2 separate regions of the Mus musculus genome follow, and region 1 is linked to region 2. The links are chromatin loops, found by intact Hi-C in ENCODE. Cell type or tissue: left cerebral cortex. All regions are shown on one strand. Links, peaks and the distances in the headings refer to the core of each region. The heading gives the core; the rest is flanking DNA. Region 1 has its middle 15 kb from the start of Tafa1. Region 2 overlaps Tafa1 (TAFA chemokine like family member 1).

Region 1 (9,327 bases), core at 463-8,462, 150 kb before region 2:
TTCTAAAAGATCCCTCCCTAACTTGTAAATGGCATCATCATTTCTACCTAGAACAAAAATGGGGACTCAGTGCAAAGGAAGCCAGAAACATCTGATTCAGATGTGACTCTACCTCTGTGGGTGTGTTCCACACAAACTGTGATGTGACAGAGAGCCACTTGGCTTACAGATGCCGTATCCCAGATATCCTCTTTGTTTGTGGGTATTCCTGGAACTTTCTGCTGAGAAGTGTTCATTCTTATTTCTGGCTCCTGGCAGCCTACAGAGGCTCCCTGTTACTGCTGCAGGCAGGTTACTGATGGGGCTTGTGCTTTATTGTCCTATCTATCAAGTCCTATTTATTTTTAAAATAAACTTTAAGTGTACTGTAAACTCCCTTCACAAACAGATTTTTCCTCCTCTTTTACACTTGACAAGCCCCTAAAAGGAATAGTAACTCTGTCTCATAAATATTTGAACCTGAACCTTTTAAGAAAGAATTATACTTAGGGTATTCAAGAATAGGGAAGGTCTCTGTATAAACTCTGAATCCAACTACTTATTTCCCCATCTCTTTCCATCCCATTTTCTTCCTCCCTCCTCCCTCCCTCTCCCATGTCTCTGTCTCTTCCTTCCTTTTTTCCTCCCTCCCCTTCTCCCTTTCTTGGTTCTTTTCTTTTATTCTTCCTTTCTCCCTCTTCCTTTCTTCCCTCCCTCCCTCCCTCCCTTCCTTCCTTCCTTCCTTCCCTTATTCCTTTTATTTGTCTTATATTATCATATCCTGAACTCAAATCTATCTAAAGACTATCACCCATACTACTCTTAAGCACTGTAATATTATGCAAATGTATTTTATTAAGAAGGCAAAGTGGATTCTCACTTCCCAGCTCACCAAATCTAAAGGTATTAAATCTCTTACTTGGTCCTCTCTCATGGAACCTAGAATTCCATTCAACCATGGCATGCCATTTGATCCAATGCAAAGCTGATTAGGAAGGATATCACCATGGTAGGACATAAAGGAGCTTGGTATTTAGAGTCATGCTCACTTTGATTCAACTTAGACTTCGGAGTGACAGGCTCTCAGGGTGCCTGCTATCCTTTCACACTGTACTTCCTCCTGTGAATCCTGAGACCCAATAATAATCCTTTGGGTGACTATTCAGGATATTGTCTAATTATTTCCAACTTTTTTCCTTCTAAGCATATTCCTCCAGTTCTTGGTTAGGCAGGCTATAGGATTTGTTATAGCTAACAAGAAGTATGTAAACTCCTTTCTTAACCCAAATCTTGGGGATGGAGAGATGGGTCAGTGGTTAAGGACACTTGCTGCTATTCCATGGAACTAAGTTTTGATTCCCAGTACCTATACTAGGCAATTCACAACCACCCATAACTCTTATTCCAAGGAGCCAATGCCTTCTTCTGGCTATTGTGGGCATTACACACACATGGTACACAAACCATATATGTACACATAAAAAAACCTCCTATATCCTCCACTTCTCTCTCTCTCTCTCTCTCTCTCTCTCTCTCTCTCTCTCTCTCTCTCTCTCTCTCTCTCTCTCCCTCTCTCTCCCTCCCTCTCTCTCTCCCTGGCTCTGTGTGTATGTGTGTAAAAGAAAACAGGTTTCCTAAGAGCACTGCAGGGGGCAGCAAACTGTGTGGTAACCATTGTGGTGCCTATTCTAGTTTTTTCCTTTACCTGTGGGTCTGCTAATATTTTCAGCAATCATAGATAGATATTTACATAAAAAACAAACAAAGCTACTAGTAGCCTCAGAAATTCAATTGGACTCTCCTTAAGGGAATTCTTTGGTCTTGTTTGCACATTTGGACCATTATCTGGTGACAGTACATGGAAATTCCTAATTGGACAAGCATGAGTCATGTGACTTTCCCTTCAATCATGACTATTTTAGAGCACTGTGGTCAATGGGCTTTGAGCACTAACCCAGAGACAGAGGGGAGGGAGTAGGCTGCTTAGTAGTCATGTTAGGATACTCATTACAAAACTCTTCAAAAAGCTTACAGAGAGATAGGAGAGAACTTTGTAAGAGAACCATTCACCTTAAGTTTTATACTTAAGAGCTAACCTCCATCAACACTTCTCATTGATTTCCTGGGGCTCAGGAACAGAAGTATTGGATGGAACGTCTCATGGTTGCCTGTGAGAAACAGAAATGAAGCTTCCAAGGTAGACTCTTAGGTCTCCAGTAGAAGGATCTAGGCTTAGAGGCAGCATGTATTTATCTGGGTAAAACTCGTATCTCCAACCATGAAAGGGCACACAAAGTGACCAATCTCTAGTTGACTTGTGAACATTCTCCCAATGATGTAGGAAAAGTCACTAAACATCTCCAAGGGTAATAAAGCATTATAATGCTATAAGAGTCAGAAACCTCTGAAAATTATCTGAATTCTACTTTGTAATGTGGGAAATACTCGAAAATTTTACTAATAGGAAATGTTACACTGGGGGAAAACTGACTTGCTATTCTTGGCCACGCAAGTTCTGCTAGAGGGTATCATGATTGCTGTGGATACACGTTGGGCAATTTCATATACCAGCCCTTCCTCCATTGTCACTTGGCTCAGAAAATTTCATGAAATTATACAAATCCCTGAAATCTAATATTTTTATGTGATAAAATTGTGTAAGAGGAGGGGGTGGAAGAGAAGTTTGGAAAATATGATGACAGATGGCAAGTGGGCTCAGGCACATAGCGTTCCTATATATAGGGGAGGGGACAATCTGGTTAATCAAGGGGAGGGGGGGCAGTTTTAAATTTAGTTCCAAGTATTTTATATATTCAGCAACATCATGTGTAGTGTAAAAGTGTACCGAAGCAGCTGAGCTGGGTAGAATTTTTAATGTTTTTCTTGGTTGGGGGTGAGCTGTGTGATCTGTATTTTCAACAGCTTTACATATTATTTCATGATGCCTACATCTGAAAATCAAATTGTATCCATAGGTTTGGGGTACGTCTTTTGAAAGAGGACTGAGAATATATTTCTAGAGAGTTTCTTCCAAGGAAATCTAAGGCATTTCAAAGACTATGGTCATTACAACTTACTTAGCACATGGGAAAAGTATGGCAAATATTCTCAATGAAGATGATTCTAGAGCTTGGTGGGAGGAGCAATGGGGAGGCAGGAGAAAGTCCTGAGAGCAAAGCCCAGCTTTACGTAATGCAGGACAGGTAAACTGTGTTGCCTGGCATAAATCACTTCAGACGTTTGGATCCTAATTTATTATTAAAATGAGCGTTCAGGGGCTGAAAAGATGCTTCAGTGCGTAAAGAGATTGTTGTACAGATGCAAGTACCAGAGTTTAAATGTTTGGAATCCACATAAAGCCAGATGTGATGTCACGCATCTGTCATCTTTAGCACTCCTGCAGTGAGTTGGAAGGCGGAGACCTGAGAATCCCTGGAAGCTCATGGGCCAGCCAGAATAGGCAGTTTGGTGTCCAACCACAAGAGAAGGTGAGGATCAATATCCCAAGTCTAACCGCCTTAATCTCTAGTAAAGAGAATCTGGGGCCGAGTGTGCACTGGGCTTGGTTTTCCTAAACAAAGGACTTTCCTACCTCATGTATTCATTGTCATTTCCTAGTATTGTTCTCACCTTAAGCCCTCCTTCGAAAGGACTGTTGGTGACATGGTAGTGACATGCCTCTCATGTTTGGATACAAAGGGAAAATTATGTCTTGGGTGAGAGAAAGGCAACTTTCCAAAAGATGTTCACATACCTTGGCTGGCCCAAAATGACTTTGCTTCCCACCTCTAATGATGACCAGGAAATGGATCTTCTGTGTATCATAGGAAAGACTACTAAAATTACAGCCAGCTCAACAGAGAAGTTGGATTAACATGAGTGAAAACCAAGACAAGAGATATATTTAGAGCAAGCAACATTGAAATCTGATAGACACTCCTTGGAACACTTACTCTTCATCTACTCTGTGAATTTAAATAAGAGCTAGGGTGTTTGTGTGTGTGTGTGTAACCATGACAATGAAGTAAAAGTTTCATATGATAGCTATTACCATACAAAGCACATAGTAAGCACTCAGTAAATATACCTACATTGGACTAACCTTACATCTGTTAAACATAGCAAATGTATTTTTTAGTTGGCAACTAATTAAGAAATTGCAGGTATTTCTGGTGTTGCCATAGTGACACAAAATCTACCAAAATAAGTTTTTGTTTTAGCACAGTGGTTTTCAAACTTGGCTGCATATTGGAACTAACTAGGGAACTGTGAAAAATACCATTGCCAGAGTCTATCATCCAGAGATGCTAATTTGATGGATCTCGGGGTAGGGTCTCGGGGCATGGATGCATAAATACATCATCCCTTACTGGGATTCACTGCCAAACCTCTGGCTTAAGGAATATAAGTAGGGGCATTTCTTCCTTTTGAACAGAGCCCAAGGTTTCCTCGACTTCCTTTTACAATACTCTTTCCCTTTGCTCTAAACTAGTAACGGCTAGGTTCTCTTGTCTGAACTGGCACCATTACAAGTGCCACACATTCTCCATTACAGTATAAAAAACGCTGTATGTGAGGGTGGAGACCAAGAGTGGGGAAGGAGGCCCACTGTCAATATGTTGTGTGAGAAGAAAGAAATGAAAGGATAGGAAAGAGAAAACGAGAAAGGAGGCGAAGAGCACTTCCTTCTGGTGCTGGGATGTGGTGAGAGAGGCCCTTTTAGGCACGCTGAGTCTCAGCATCCCACACAGACACCCATGCTCACACAGACACATCATCTGAATCTCTTCCCAGCCTCCTCCCGCTCAGCCCACTGCCAACCACTCACTTAACATCTTGCTAAGAATTTATAAAACATCTCAAACATGAATAAGTGAGAAGTGACAGAGTTTGTTCATTCATTCACACATTCATTTATTCATATTTTCTATAAATATTGATTGAGTACCCACTATGGACCAGGTATCTTGCCAGACAGCAAACAAACAGTAATGATCAGAACAGGGGGCTTTCAGATTTTACCAAAGCCCTGAATTTGGAAAGCATTTGAGGTAAAGAACCTGGGTGGGATGATCTACCATCTTTTCATGAGTTCTTGAGTTCAGGTCTCTGTAGATTGCTGAATGAATGGGTACTTAAATAAATTAATGGCAGAAGGAAAGGGTGAATGGACAGTGATGAGCAGCAGATGGTTAGGGAGGAAGAAAATGATATTAGATTGTGAATATGAATGAATGTCATTTCATTCTAGATCACACAGTTTGTGGGTATTTTGTTTTTAAAGATTTGTTTATTTTTGTATGTGAGTACGCTGTAGCTGTCTTCAGACGCACCAGAAGAGGGCAGGGGATCCCATAACAGATGTTGTAAGCCATCATGTGGGTGCTGGGAATTGAACTCAGGACCACTGGAAGTGCAGTCAATGCTCTTAACCACTGAACTATCTCTCCAGCCCAAGATCTTTGATTTTTAAAATAATCAAGTATAACTGTGCTTGGTGGCACTTCCTACACTCCCAACATCTAGGAGGCAGGGACAGGGAGATTCAAACCAGTCAGTGCTACCCAATAGGATAATTGTCTCAAAACAAATAGGATCCTACCTCAGACATCATTATACACTGTGCATTTTGGGAAGGTAATGCAAGGAGTGATGGCATCAGAGAAAGTCTGTACCCAGGGTGCGCAAAACCAATGTGGGTAAAGAACAGGATGATAGAAAGGCAAGAGAATGGATAAAAGCTTCGAATCAAGAAGAATGTGATACATTTGACGGGCTGAAAGCCACTGAGCTTTCCCGGATGGTATGGATTTGAGCAGCAGACTCAGGACACAGAGCAGTAGACACTACTGCAAACGGAAGCAACACTGACTCTCAGGGATAGAAAGGATCAGAGGCTAGGTAGAGTGGGGAGCCAGGTGAGACTCCATGGGAAATGATCTACCAGTACCAAGTCTAGAGAATTTGAGTTAAAACCCGTAAAGTGGATGGGGCAATGGATGAATAGAGGAGGGGGCTCTTGTGGATGTTTCAAATACAGTTGAATTTGCAAAGGAAGTATGAAAACATCTTAAAAGTCTGAGGAAAAAAATCTTACAGTATAAAAATAAGTAAAACAAAACAAAACAAACAAACAAAAAACTTGATCAAAGCTAACAGTACATCAGCCCTGCTGATAAGCATCTTCCAGTGATCCTGTGCATAGCCTCAGAAGGTACACCCACCCAGGTGGAGCTGAGAACAGTGTAGTCGGGCTCCAGAGCAATTTGGTCATTTCTGTCATACTGTCTTACTGACCAGGTCAACAACAGAGAAGCAAAAGGAAGAAGACTCAGGGAAGGTGCTGGTAGTGGGGGTCAGCAGAGGTGTGTTTCTCTAGCAGGTATGAGACCTTGGCTAAAATACACATTTTACAAAAATTGTCCTATTACTGGAAATTCCTTAGTTCCTAGAATTGAAATGAAAACCAGACCAAAGAGAATAGTTAATCAGACATATTAATATCGAAAGAAAACTTAGAAATTTTAAAATAAAACTTACACGAACACAGGGAGTTAAGAAAAGTTAAGAGGATTGCTTCCCTAGAAGGAAAAGGAGATGGAGTCTTTCCTACCAGGTAGGATCCCATAGAGAAACATTGTCCTTTTTGGGCTCTATCTCACCAAAATAGGAGCAACCACATTAGAGATGACCAACATATATGGACTATTCAGAAAAAGAAAAGTATTTTATGTTGATAAAGACACCATTGAAGGGAGAATTACTGATTTGGAAAATGTAATATCCAGAGGGGGTGAAAATTGCAAGACATATTTGAAGTGTTTCTTACTTTTGTCAAGAAAGGGTCTCACTGTGTACGCCTGACACACTACTACATATTTCAGGCCGACCCTAGGATTGATAGTATCCTCTTGCCTTTGCGCCCAAGTGCTAGTATTCTAGGAAGGAGTCACCATACTTGGCTCAGTACAGAAAATGTTGACAGTTCAGTATTTAGAAAAGTAAGAAATCCAATGGATATGTATGCTCAGAGAAGTGCTAGGTACATGCACACTTGCATGTGAGTGCTGCAAACCTTGTGGTGGTGCATCAGAGATGACTTCAAATTCTCTATTTAGATCTTGAGTTTTCTACCTTTCTAAATTGATGTGCATGTGCGACATGAACTCAGGAAAAAAAAAAGACTACTTAGGGGCAGGAACAGCACCAACAAGTAGGGGGGAGGCTGTATGGGGGAGAGCAGTTGGGGGAGATTCATCATATATATGTACACAAATATCACAGTAAAACTAAAAAAAAATTCTAACATGAGATAGCAAAGAGAGGAAAACATGACTATGTATTTTTGTAAGTAGGAAAATTATAAGTATATAAAACTGTAAAAAAGTACAGTTTTGATCATAAATGGATCATCTCTTCAATATCTGTTCCCATTTCTCATTGTTATTCTAATGTCTCCCATGTGCCACCTCCCTTATTCTCTCTCTCTCTCTCTCTCTCTCTCTCTCTCTCTCTCTCTTAGCTTAGGGTGGGGGTGGGACATTATTTATCTCTAAGCCTAGCACTGTGATCTTTCCTCTTGGTCCAGAGAGCAGTCCAAGGAGGCATACTGACTCAAACTAGGCTCAAGAGACATGAAGTGATTTTTTTTTTTTAAATATAAGTTAAAAAGGAGATGTCCTTGCTCATGTGGCAGAGCTCACAGGTGCCATCACCTGTATAGATTTAAGTGCCAAGGCCAACTAATGGTGGCTTTTTTGAAAAGCACAGCTCTACTCTCCACCAGCAAGGTCGAGGAAAACACAAGCTATGCCAACAATAGCAGGCAGCAAACTGGAAGCTGGTGAATTACCTGGGATTATCTGTCATAGTTGGTCTCACTCAAAACTCACATCATAGATGAGGATGCACAGAGCCCAGACACCTGTTAGCTGTCCTGCCACATCTATGATGAGAAGATTGTCTTGGAACAGATATCCTGAAAGGCAAAGAGAAAATTAGAAAGGCAACAGCTAGGCCTTCAATGGTACAATGGAATTGTAGAAGCAAACTCACCTGGACACAAGCTCACTTGTGGCCTGTCAAACACTAAGAAACCATACATCTTTACTCTTTTCTTGTTTGGATTGTTTCAGTGTTTATTTTTTCCTCTCTCTTTTTTTCCTGCAAATGGCAACCATCGTATACAGCCTACATCCTTCTTTTGTGTCATTAGCATCTCAGAAGATTGATGTCTTTGTCTACTTGCTGCTCCTATAACTGAACACAGTAGACTGGGTAATTTATAAAGAATAAAGGTTTAATCAGCATGTCTCATTCTGGAGGCTGTTTGATTCAAGGTCAAGGTACTATATCTGTGAAGCTCTTCTTGCTAGTGGGAAATCTGCAAATCTGTTAGAGGTCAGAGACTATTACATCATGAAAGGGGTACATACAAGAGACAGACTGGGTTTGTAACAACCTACTGTCAAGATAGTGCACTAACACATTGGTCCATGGGATGGATTAACCCATTCGTGGAGGCAGAAGCTCTTATAGTTCCTACCTGATTCTAACTCTCAATATATCCAAATGGGGACTTTATTTCAACACAAGCTTTGGTGAGGACATTTAAGCTATAACAACTGCTATCTTCCTTCTAACTTCTTGCCAGCTACTCAGTGGCACAGATCTTATTTTCTCTGACCTTGATGGTGAGTGCCAGAGCAATGCTTTCTGTTACAGTAGCCACTAGCTGAACATGGCTAAGTTGAAATAAATTTAAAATAAAATTAGATATAAATTTAAAATGAAATTAAATAGAATTTAAAATTGACTTCCATAGCTGTACTAGCCACATTTCAAGAGCTTAACAACTAGTGCGGTATTGGGTCCCACATTCACCAGTATAGAAAGAGAACATTTTCTAGCAACAGTGGTGTGAGTGTGTGTGTATGTGTGTAGGCCACAGAACAACCTCAGATATCATTTTGAAGTACTATCAATACCCTCCTCTCCCTCTTCCTCTTTCTTTCTTGAAACCAGATCTCTCATTAACATGGAACTTACCATGGAGGTTATAGTGCTTGGTCCATGGTCCATCTATCTTCTCTGTGGCACTGGGTGTATAAGTGCATGCACCCGTGGCCAGCTTACATAGATTCTGAGGGACTGAACTCAGGTAGTCATGGTTCAATGGTAAACACTGTCTGAACTCTTTCCCCAGCCTGGGTAACCTCTGTTCTCATACTATCTAGTCTGTGCCAGTTAATCCTCTGTGTTCCCCCAAGTATTCCCTTTTCTTATGTCTTCTTAGTTCTTCCAGAAGACTGACTCTAAATTAGGAGACTTTGGGAATCCCTTCTAGGA
Region 2 (9,327 bases), core at 473-8,472:
TGTTACCATCATCATTTTAAAGACAGTATTTGTTTATGTTAACTCATGCAAACATTGATATACCAAATGTCAGGTCAATTAGCCTTAGAAATTAATTACGTATTTAAATAGCAGTAAGATGAGAAATACACACCACGGAAGTTAGAGTTGGGAATAGACTCGGTAAAGTGAACACAGTTTCAATAATATATGGGGGATGAATAATTCCCCACCAAACACCAAAGTAATAATGCACTGTAAGTACTGCTTTCCCTGTAGACACTGCCAGGAATTCAGTGGGAAACAAGTTACATTATGAGGAAATATTGATTCACTGTGGGCACAGTGAGTCCTGTTATGATAAAGACAGTCTGTGGCCATTTGTTGTCTTTTTTATTTTTTCATTTCCTTCTTGAAAGAAAAAAAAAAAAACTAAATATATGCCTTGCTTACTGTAACCAAGACATTTAGATTGCATCCTTTTATAGAATAAAAAGATTTATTGGGCTTCAACTTTTTCCCCCATGGCTTGGATACCCTGAGGTCATGAAAAAGTTGAGCTCATTCCATTATACAAGCTCTGGGTTTTATACTTATATTAAGTCTGGAGCCTAGTATACGAATCTATCCCAGTCCATAGAAAGTCTTCTCAGGCTTATCTAGACCCCTGCAATGCTGTATCTCAAACCAGGGCAACATGGCAAATAGAGAATATCACACTGAATAACACAGCTCTTTATTGGGACTAGCTCCACGGCTCACTGCCAGTATAATACAATACTGGGTCAAGTTTCTCCATGGCACTCTGTGAGATAATAGTTGAGATAATAGTTCTTCACTGGTGGAGGAGTTGCCAGGGTTACCTGAAATGTTGCATGTAGATTTTTAAATATGTACTGCATCAATGCTAGGTCCCATCCAAGTTGATGTACCTGTGATTGCTGTGGCCTGGGTCCAGTCTTGCATGTCAAACTACAGCGAGTAAAACCTAGTAAAAAGGACTTAAAAAGTGGCCTCATGAGAGCCTGTCCTAGCAGCCATCCACACTCAGATTAGGTGGAAGGAAATCTGGTGATGGTAGCCCTTGGCATTGAGTACTAACATTGATTTGCCACTGTGCTTGCTTGTAGATGAGTGCCTTTTCTTAATCCCTGTGCAGAGTTGTGGCCTGCTTCACCTTCAGAAGGAAGAGATCAAGTCTTAGCAGAGGTGGTCCTGAACAGCACTTCCCCTTTCAGAAAGCCCTTCCAGATTATATTACTGCATTTTTCTAGCCAAGTGATGTTCTTTCTCATTTTAAGGGCATTCAATGATTTGAGATGATCTTTATGGAATTTGGGCATTGGTGAGATGGCTCAGCTGGTGAAGGCATTTGCTGCCCATAACTGGAGACCTGAGTTCCATCCCTGGAACCCACATAAATGTAGAAGGTGGAAACCAATCTCATAAAGTTGTTTCCTTGCTTTCATATATAATACACATATTCTTCACACACTAGAAATAGATAAATAAATAATGCTTAGAGAAAGTCAGCAGCACTCAGTGTAACCACTAATCCCAGCTTATAGGACAAGCTAATCCTCTCTGGACAATTAAATATTGTTCATTTCCAGGGCTTCCCCACTAAATGCAACACAAAACCTAAACATGTAGCTCTTTTACTATGCTGCTTCCTAGAATTCACCCAAGAACTATGAATACTCTGACCTACCTTCCTTAAAAAGCCCTCATTCTCAGAGTGACCTCAGCAGGCTTTTGTAGATGTCACCTGAGTCTACTGGGCAGAGAGAAAGATGGCTGAAGTGTCCTAGGTTAGATTCCATATGACTGTAGAGTTACACAACCATGGATCAGTATGTAGAACATTGTACCCAGACTGTCCTTTCCTTCTTCCTCTAAGATCCTTAGCTTTAAAGTCTGAGAATAATGAAAGGAAGACAAAGATCAGTGTCCAGCAGTACTTGGTTAAGATCCTACTTCCTCGGGCTGCCAAACTGTTGCATGATGGATAGGTGACACTGGCATGCCCCGAGTTGGACATGATTTTAATGAACTCACAAAAATACCTTTTCAGCCCAGCTGTTCCTACTCATGATTTCTGCCCATGATTAACTCAGTTTTGGAACCACCCACAACATGTGATGGGAAGGAAGAAGGTTCCAAGGACCTTTATTAAGAAGGAGAGCTTGAGTGGCCAGCAAGACAGCAGAGAAGACTGATTGCCATCTATCTATTCTGCTTCTTCTCCACGACTCATGGCCTTCTTCATGAATGTCATGTGGGTGTGGTAGAGGCACAATGTCAAAGTTGTCAGGAGCATTGTGTGAGTATAGTGGCTTCTGTGTTAAAATAACATGAATTGTCTATTGCCAAGGTTTGCATTTGTATAGTTAAAGGAAGAGATAGAGTGTTTACTAAATCTACCCCTTAAAATAAAACAGTGTTAGAGCGGAAACCTAGCAGTACCCCTTATGGAACACAGGACACTCACTATGCCACTGTTTTCTCATGTGTCTGATAGGCACTCCTTACCCCTGAGCAAGTCATGTGAAATGACCAGTGAAAGCATCTAGTATAAGGTGTGGATTCAATCACATTAGTAGTTGTAGGGGTGGTTCTGATGCTGTCCTGTTCTCCAATTGGTTCTTGATCTGTCAGTAAAGAAGTCATGGGTCAACTGCTAGGTGGAAGGAATAGACAGGACTTCTGGGTCCCTGGAGTAAAGGGGCAGACCATCTATCCTGCTGGTTTCTGGTTAATTCCTTGCCATCTCAATCAACTTGGATAAAGTTTGCTCTGATGGCACAAGGAGACACATGACCAAGGCATGAGCAAAAGAGAATAAATTCTGATTTCTCAAGTGGCTTTGGGAAATCTCTTTTGTCAGCTGGCCTTGACAGTCAAAGGATGTAAGTGTGGCTGACCTTGAAGCTGCCTCTGCAGGAAGCCTTGATGAAGAATGCAGCCCAAACAAAAGAAAGACAACCATAGAGACCAGTTTGTAATGACTTATTTTGAGAGCTGAATTCTTCCTCATTGAGATAGCTGTTTAGGTATCTCATCTGTGCTTAATAAGGATGCATAGACATCTTCCTTCTTATTCCTTAAGGTAGTTGGAGTCCACTTTCGGTTATCTGTCACCAAAAGAGATGTGTTCAGTAAATGTGATTCCAACTCAGGTATTTTCTACCTGGGTCACTGTGCCCTTTGCCGTGATGTAACTCTACAGAGTCCCTGTAGAACCTGAGGTTTCCAAGGTTCTGAAATAATAACCAGATCTTACTGACATATTATGGAGAGAGAGAGAGAGAGAGAGAGAGAGAGTGAGAGTGAGAGAGAGAGAGAGCGAGAGAGAGAGAGAGAGAGAGAGAGAGAGCAGAAGTAGGCTCTGTGAGTGATTTGTTTCATATACTTGGAAGCACTAGCAATTAGTGAAACAATTTAATTTAAAAAAAAAAAGATTTATCTCCTTTAGGGGAATTAGGACCTGATAAATTTGACAAACTTAAATAAGTTGCTCAAGGTCTTATGCCAGCCACTAGTGAGTAAATATAGAGCTATAATTTTCACCTGCATGGAATAGAAAGGCAAGCTGGGAACCTCTAACCTTCCACATACAAGGACGCTCTACATTCAGCCGCCTTCTTTTCTAGTGGTGTGCCCATAGCTCTTCCCTTCATTCTGTTTCCATGGTGCACTGTACATTGATGTGCCTTGAACATTCTGGCATTTGCATGGGGGTGGGAAGCCTTCCTCCAGACCTCAGCTTCAGATGCTGCCCACCTAACCATCTGTGGCAACAGATTTGTGTGTTATCAATTAAAGTCTAAAGGAAGTTGGCAAAGCCTCCTACTCTAACAGGATGGGCTAAAGACGTTCCTGTTAAGACAGAAATGGGTTGTGTCTATGATGGTGGTGCCTGGTAGCTTTCCAAGAACACTTTAAATATACCCCATGTCATGAATCGCCTAGCTTGCATTCACTTTCAGACATTCTTCCCAGAAGTGGCTCTCTTCCATAAACTGGACCTGTGCATAGCTGGACAGGGCTGCCCCGTGGAAAGCAGAGCAAAATGCAGTTTGGAGAATCCAGCCTTGTGAATTTCACATTGACATTCACTTAGGAAATTACCCCTTTTTAAAAAAAAATCTGCAAAATCTTCATGTATCTATAATTATAATGCTGAATTCCATTTACAACCACAGAGTCCTTGGTTGCAGCTGCTCAGGAAGACCATGCAGCCCTTTGAGCTGTCTCCCTTGGGCACTCCAACAGAACTAAGTACACGGGATGGACCGCAGTTCTAACCCAGAACTCAGTCTCAAGCCCATGCTTGAAATCTGTGAAAAACAAAAACTTTTATAAAACTGGATTAGTGAAATATCCATGTAGAGATAATTATGTTGATCATTTCTTATATGTTACTCCCTATGTTAGATCCCTATGTTAGGGGTTAGCAATATGTGATTTCTGTTCTGAAAGCATTTAACAGTTACTAAGACTATCTGGTTAGTCTGTATTATTATTTACAAAGGTTTTTTTTTTTTGTGGGTGAGAGAGATTACTCAGCAGTTACGGGCACTGGCTGATCTCCTAGAGGACCCATGCTCAATTCCTAGCACCCCTATGGTGGCTTACAACCATATGTAACTCCAGTTGCAGGGGATATATCACTCTCTGTGGCCTCCATAAGTACTGCACACATGTGCACAGACATCCATTTAGGCTTAACACTCATACACATAAAATGAAAATAAATTAATTTTTCTAATAAAGACTTCTACAGTGGGTTATGAAGCAATGTGTTCCTGAATCACAAGAAATTTAGTCTCAGTATAGTTAGGCCCGTATGGCACAAACATTACATTGTCTGCCCTCCTCCCAGCTTTACCATTGCAAAGTATTAACTATGGGCCCAGAAGACTCTTTGTTGTGAGGCCGATCTCGGGCATCTCATCATCCTTGGAAACAGCTAACTTAGTGGTAACCTCGGTTTTTCAGTTTTAACAAAAAAGGGCCTTCGTGCATTGTCACATGTCCCTAGGGTGATTGTAATGAGGGGGACTCACTCCAGGATGTGAAGCACTGAGTTAAGCTAAGATTAAAGATTAGGGGTTTACAGGGAAATAGAAGAAATGACTTCTGGTCTAAGTCCATAGTAAAACCTTCTTCCCAATGTTCTCTAAAATGGGGTGAATTTTATTATCTGAGAGTACAGAGATAGTTATTGAGAAGACTCATTCTTGGAGACATAGAGGTAGACTAAGTCATCTCTCAAGATCTTACATGACTCTTGAATTCTATATCACTTTTAAACTCATAGCCTAGCCCAATTCCAATCTGACCCTTTAACTGTCACTAGAACTAAACATTGTGCCTGATAGGCAGCTCATCTTTGGCATGCCCTTTATGTCACCAGAAGCCAGAGGACTTTATGGTTTTTTTGTTTTTTGTTTTTATTTTTCAAGATCCTTTTGTTTTTGAGCAAACTTGGCAGAACCACTCTTTTATGAAGGAGGAAAAAAATCAAATTTCAGGGCTGTGGAAAAATAACTTTCTGTGCTCCTAGGTTCCAGAATCGACCATTTGTTAGAACCAAGTGTCTGCTGGGCTGTGAACAAATTCTTGGAAGGCATTTCCTAAATTTTGTTATTGTTGTTTTATCACCTCACTCTCATGAGACTTCTCATTTGCTCTCTGCTGCCTGTGAGGCTGGGTGGGCCAAGAGAGGCCTGGCTCATGTTTTATTCCTAAACATACTAATATGTATTTCATGGAGGAGATACATATGTTTGTTTTATCTTGTCTGCTTAGGCAGTATTCTTCATTTCAAATCAAGAAAACAAGAATATGTTTACTAAGAATATATTCCAGCCACACATTTTACATTAACCTTATTTGAAATATTGTTCTCCAAGTTCCCTTTAATTCCCCACTTTCTCCACCAAGAGAATTTTAACGTAGCTTTCTATGTGGAAACCAGTCACTGTAATTAGATTTCATGTCAAATTCCAACTCCTGATATTTTTTTCCTCTCTGATCTTTGACCCTGTGCTTAAGAATAAAATCTTTCATCAACCCACAGAAAACTCCATTTCCTAATTGGAAAATAGGATCCCAATAATACCGTGTTAGAGAGTTGGCATGGTGACAATACACAACAATGATATAAGTGCCATCATTTGCCGAGCTGGTTAACTATTATTGATGGTAACTACTATTACATGCATTTGTTAAAGTACTTTGACAAAACCCATATAAGGCTTTATTGTCCCAATACTGAGGGACAGAATGCACCATATGGACCATGGTTCTACCTGTTAGTGTATGTGAACAGCCTGTGACACTCCAGGATTTCATGGCTCTTTAAGATAGTGTTGAAGAGATGCTAAAGAAGGACCTTCGCAGAACACATTGGAAAGGCTTCCTCAAAGCCAGGATAATGAAAGTTCGGAAAGATATCAGGCAAGATTGTGGGTCAGAGCACATATTAATCTTGAAAGACAAAGTAACCATGGCTCCCCTTCTTTGTATACTACCTTAAAACAACTGAAACAGAATACGAACAAAGGCACACTTTACAAAGTTTAATGTAGAATTTCTCCTGGATTTTTCCATATATCTTTAGAGCAGATCACAGTTCTATGGAGGAGACTTAGAGCACTTGACCCTGGTATATAGCTAAGGTGACTGCCATCATGACAAGAACTATTCACAGAATTTGGGGGAAGACCCTCTAATTTAAATTGTTGACTATGAGGATATATTGATTTCCTTAAGGGTGGGACTATTCATATAGCATATTTCTTGCTTAAACACACTTATTATTGAAATTAACTTAGGGATGTTTCACTTGCTGAAACACAACAAATAGAAACCATAAAAACTTTTAAATGTCCCTCATGCAGAGTTTTAAAAATCTATATTGTGTTGTTTTGATATCTTTCAAAACCTAGCTGAGGAGTGACTGCTACCTCTGGACCAAAAAGCTTGAAGAAACAGCAACGATGCACCAGGAACAGACTTTCTATTGGCAAACTAATTCGTACAAAGATGTTCTTGCCCCACCTGGCTCAGGTATCTAAGAAACAGTAATCTTCTGCCCTTACCATGCAAGAGTCAAGGATTGGCAACCGGGCACCATCTCTATTGTATATAGAAAACTTAAAGAAAAATTAAGTCAATCTTAAATTGTTCACCCTGCTCTACTCCCTAAGGAAACCAATAAATCTGATGGAGTGTATTGTCCCTTACAGCTGACTTCTCACATTTAATCCTTCCATACCCACTATTTTTTCCCAAGTATATCTGTGTGACATGGCATGCCTCCCTTGTTGAGTTGCTGTGAATACAGACTCTTCTTAAGTTGGGGGTGTAGTGCCATAAACCTATAGTAAGTGAGAAACATCATTAGGTGGCGAGTGTAGTCTATCCACATAGCTTCTTCAAACCTAACTCAAACATGCCAGAAAAACTTGCACTCATCATGCAAACTCACCTTACACAAAGCTTACTGTATACATGGTGTTAAATTGCCACCATAACTTACCGAATGTCCACATCCATAAACAGTGTCAGCACACTGGGACTTGGTAGCTCCATGATGCCAGGAGTGATTGAGAACTGCAGGTCACCACCAACGCTCCACATCACTAGAAATTTTGAAGCCAGGACATTATTAAAATTCCCAATCCAAAGCAGAGTTTCTACTCAATGGGTATCCTTTTCATATCCTATAAGGCTGTAAAAGTTAACACTGAGCCGCTGTAGGTTGGGGAATGGCTATGTAGTAAAGTTCACTTCTAAATCTCTTCTCTGTCTCTGACTGTAGCCATAGCTAATGGATCCAAACATAAAACAATATGCAAGGCTGTCAGAACTAATGCTATTGCAGTCATGGCCATCTGTGACCACCCTTGACTCTGATGTGTGGCCATATCAATGAAACATGTGAAATATTTGAAGGTAGACTGTATTATAGCTATTCCTCCAATGGGTGTATTCTTGGCTCTTTCCAGCCATCTAATGATAGACTTGGAACACAGACATTTAATCTCATCCACAGGGTCAATTCTTTCTGAATTAAGTGACCAGTTCTTTGTGAATGAAGTAGGGTTTCACCTGCTTTGCCTAATGGTTACACCTATTGGAAACATTTGTTGTGGCCTATGCAAAGAGAACAGCTTTTAAAACTCCTTGGTAAAGCAACATTCCAAACACATTTAAGATGTTGAGAGATGATCTTATTATCATGAAAGAAAAGTGTCTAGAATTAAGGAAGTTGTTGGCCACATTTGTACAGCATAGAAATTAGAAATAATAAATCAGGACACTGTTTCTGCCACAGTTTTTATGTTTGGCCTTTGTACAGTTTCCGGAAGTCATTAGTTCTATGTGGGAAAAGGCAAGAAAAACTTTGTTCACTGGTTTATCTAATGAACAGCCAAAGACCCTTTTTAAAAATCCTTTTCCTCTCTTACAGATTTCTTGCTGTATTTTTCCCCTTTTTTTAGCTAAAGGATTGTACCCATAATGGCAGCATATTATTCTCCACACTTACTCTGTATAGGTTAAAAGCATGACCTCTGACGGCCAGTGGAACAGGCTCTTTCCCCAGAGCTTATTCATTTAATTTCTTGCTGCATTCTGAATGAATGTTTTCTTCCAGCTGGGTCTCTATTAACTAATAGGCAATAAACTTTGACACAAGTTCACATCTGGGTGCCTCAGACATTTAGTTTTGTAGTCTGTTTGCCTGGCCCTCCTATCAGACCCTCAGCTTCTCCCCTCTGTCATGGCACGCACTTGAGAAAGTCCATTCTCAATAGACTCTTGGAGATTTGAGACTAGCGTTTGGCCAGTGGCCTACATCCTTGTCGCTTTTCTGCTCACTTGCTCACAGCCCCTGCCATCCTCAGTTCTCCTGTCAACTCCATCATCTTACTAAAGTAGCTCTTGATTTTTCCTTATTAAGCCACCGAGAAGTCCAGTTCCTATCATAGAAGGACAGTGCAGGGGTCTCCCATGCACAGGGCAGCCATCAGCCCAAAATGTGAGTGGAAACAAAGCAGCGATATTAATTTATTAGGTCATTTGACTGTACAGAACATGGAGTGTTCGTGTGCCCTAGTCAGCTAAGCATTGAGGATGGGTTCCCTCACTCCAGCCCCTGGCAACCATATGTGCTAAGTTATGCTTCCCCTTCAGTTTATGGTAAAGGAAACAAATGCTTGCAGTTATTAATAAATATTCACCAAGTACTTACTTGGTGCCAGCCATTGCTCAAAGTGTATACCATCATTTAAGTCAATCATCTTAATTATTCAAATAAAGCCAACTCAAGTATTA

What was found. Hi-C counts contacts between places; a loop is a spot of excess contacts. Peaks named below come from ENCODE experiments on the same cell type or tissue, not always from the same donor. Only the 100,000 strongest peaks of a DNase experiment are listed, where the experiment ranks them.
Region 1: it touches region 2 in a loop (18-fold over the local background); 2 of 42 quality-filtered maps call a loop at or near these places.

What each region holds. Positions count from the first base shown.
Region 1 is chr6:96,093,751-96,103,077 of GRCm38, forward strand. It overlaps 2900060L22Rik. Among named protein-coding and RNA genes, the nearest start is that of Tafa1, 15 kb to the right of the region's middle. In left cerebral cortex, for the core only: no CTCF peak of the experiment used is centred there; DNase peaks (open chromatin) are centred at 2,721, 4,253 and 4,669; H3K27ac peaks cover 348 bases.
Region 2 is chr6:96,240,716-96,250,042 of GRCm38, forward strand. All of the region lies in intron 2 of Tafa1 (TAFA chemokine like family member 1), which reads left to right. Among named protein-coding and RNA genes, the nearest start is that of Tafa1, 130 kb to the left of the region's middle. In left cerebral cortex, for the core only: no CTCF peak of the experiment used is centred there; a DNase peak (open chromatin) is centred at 3,807.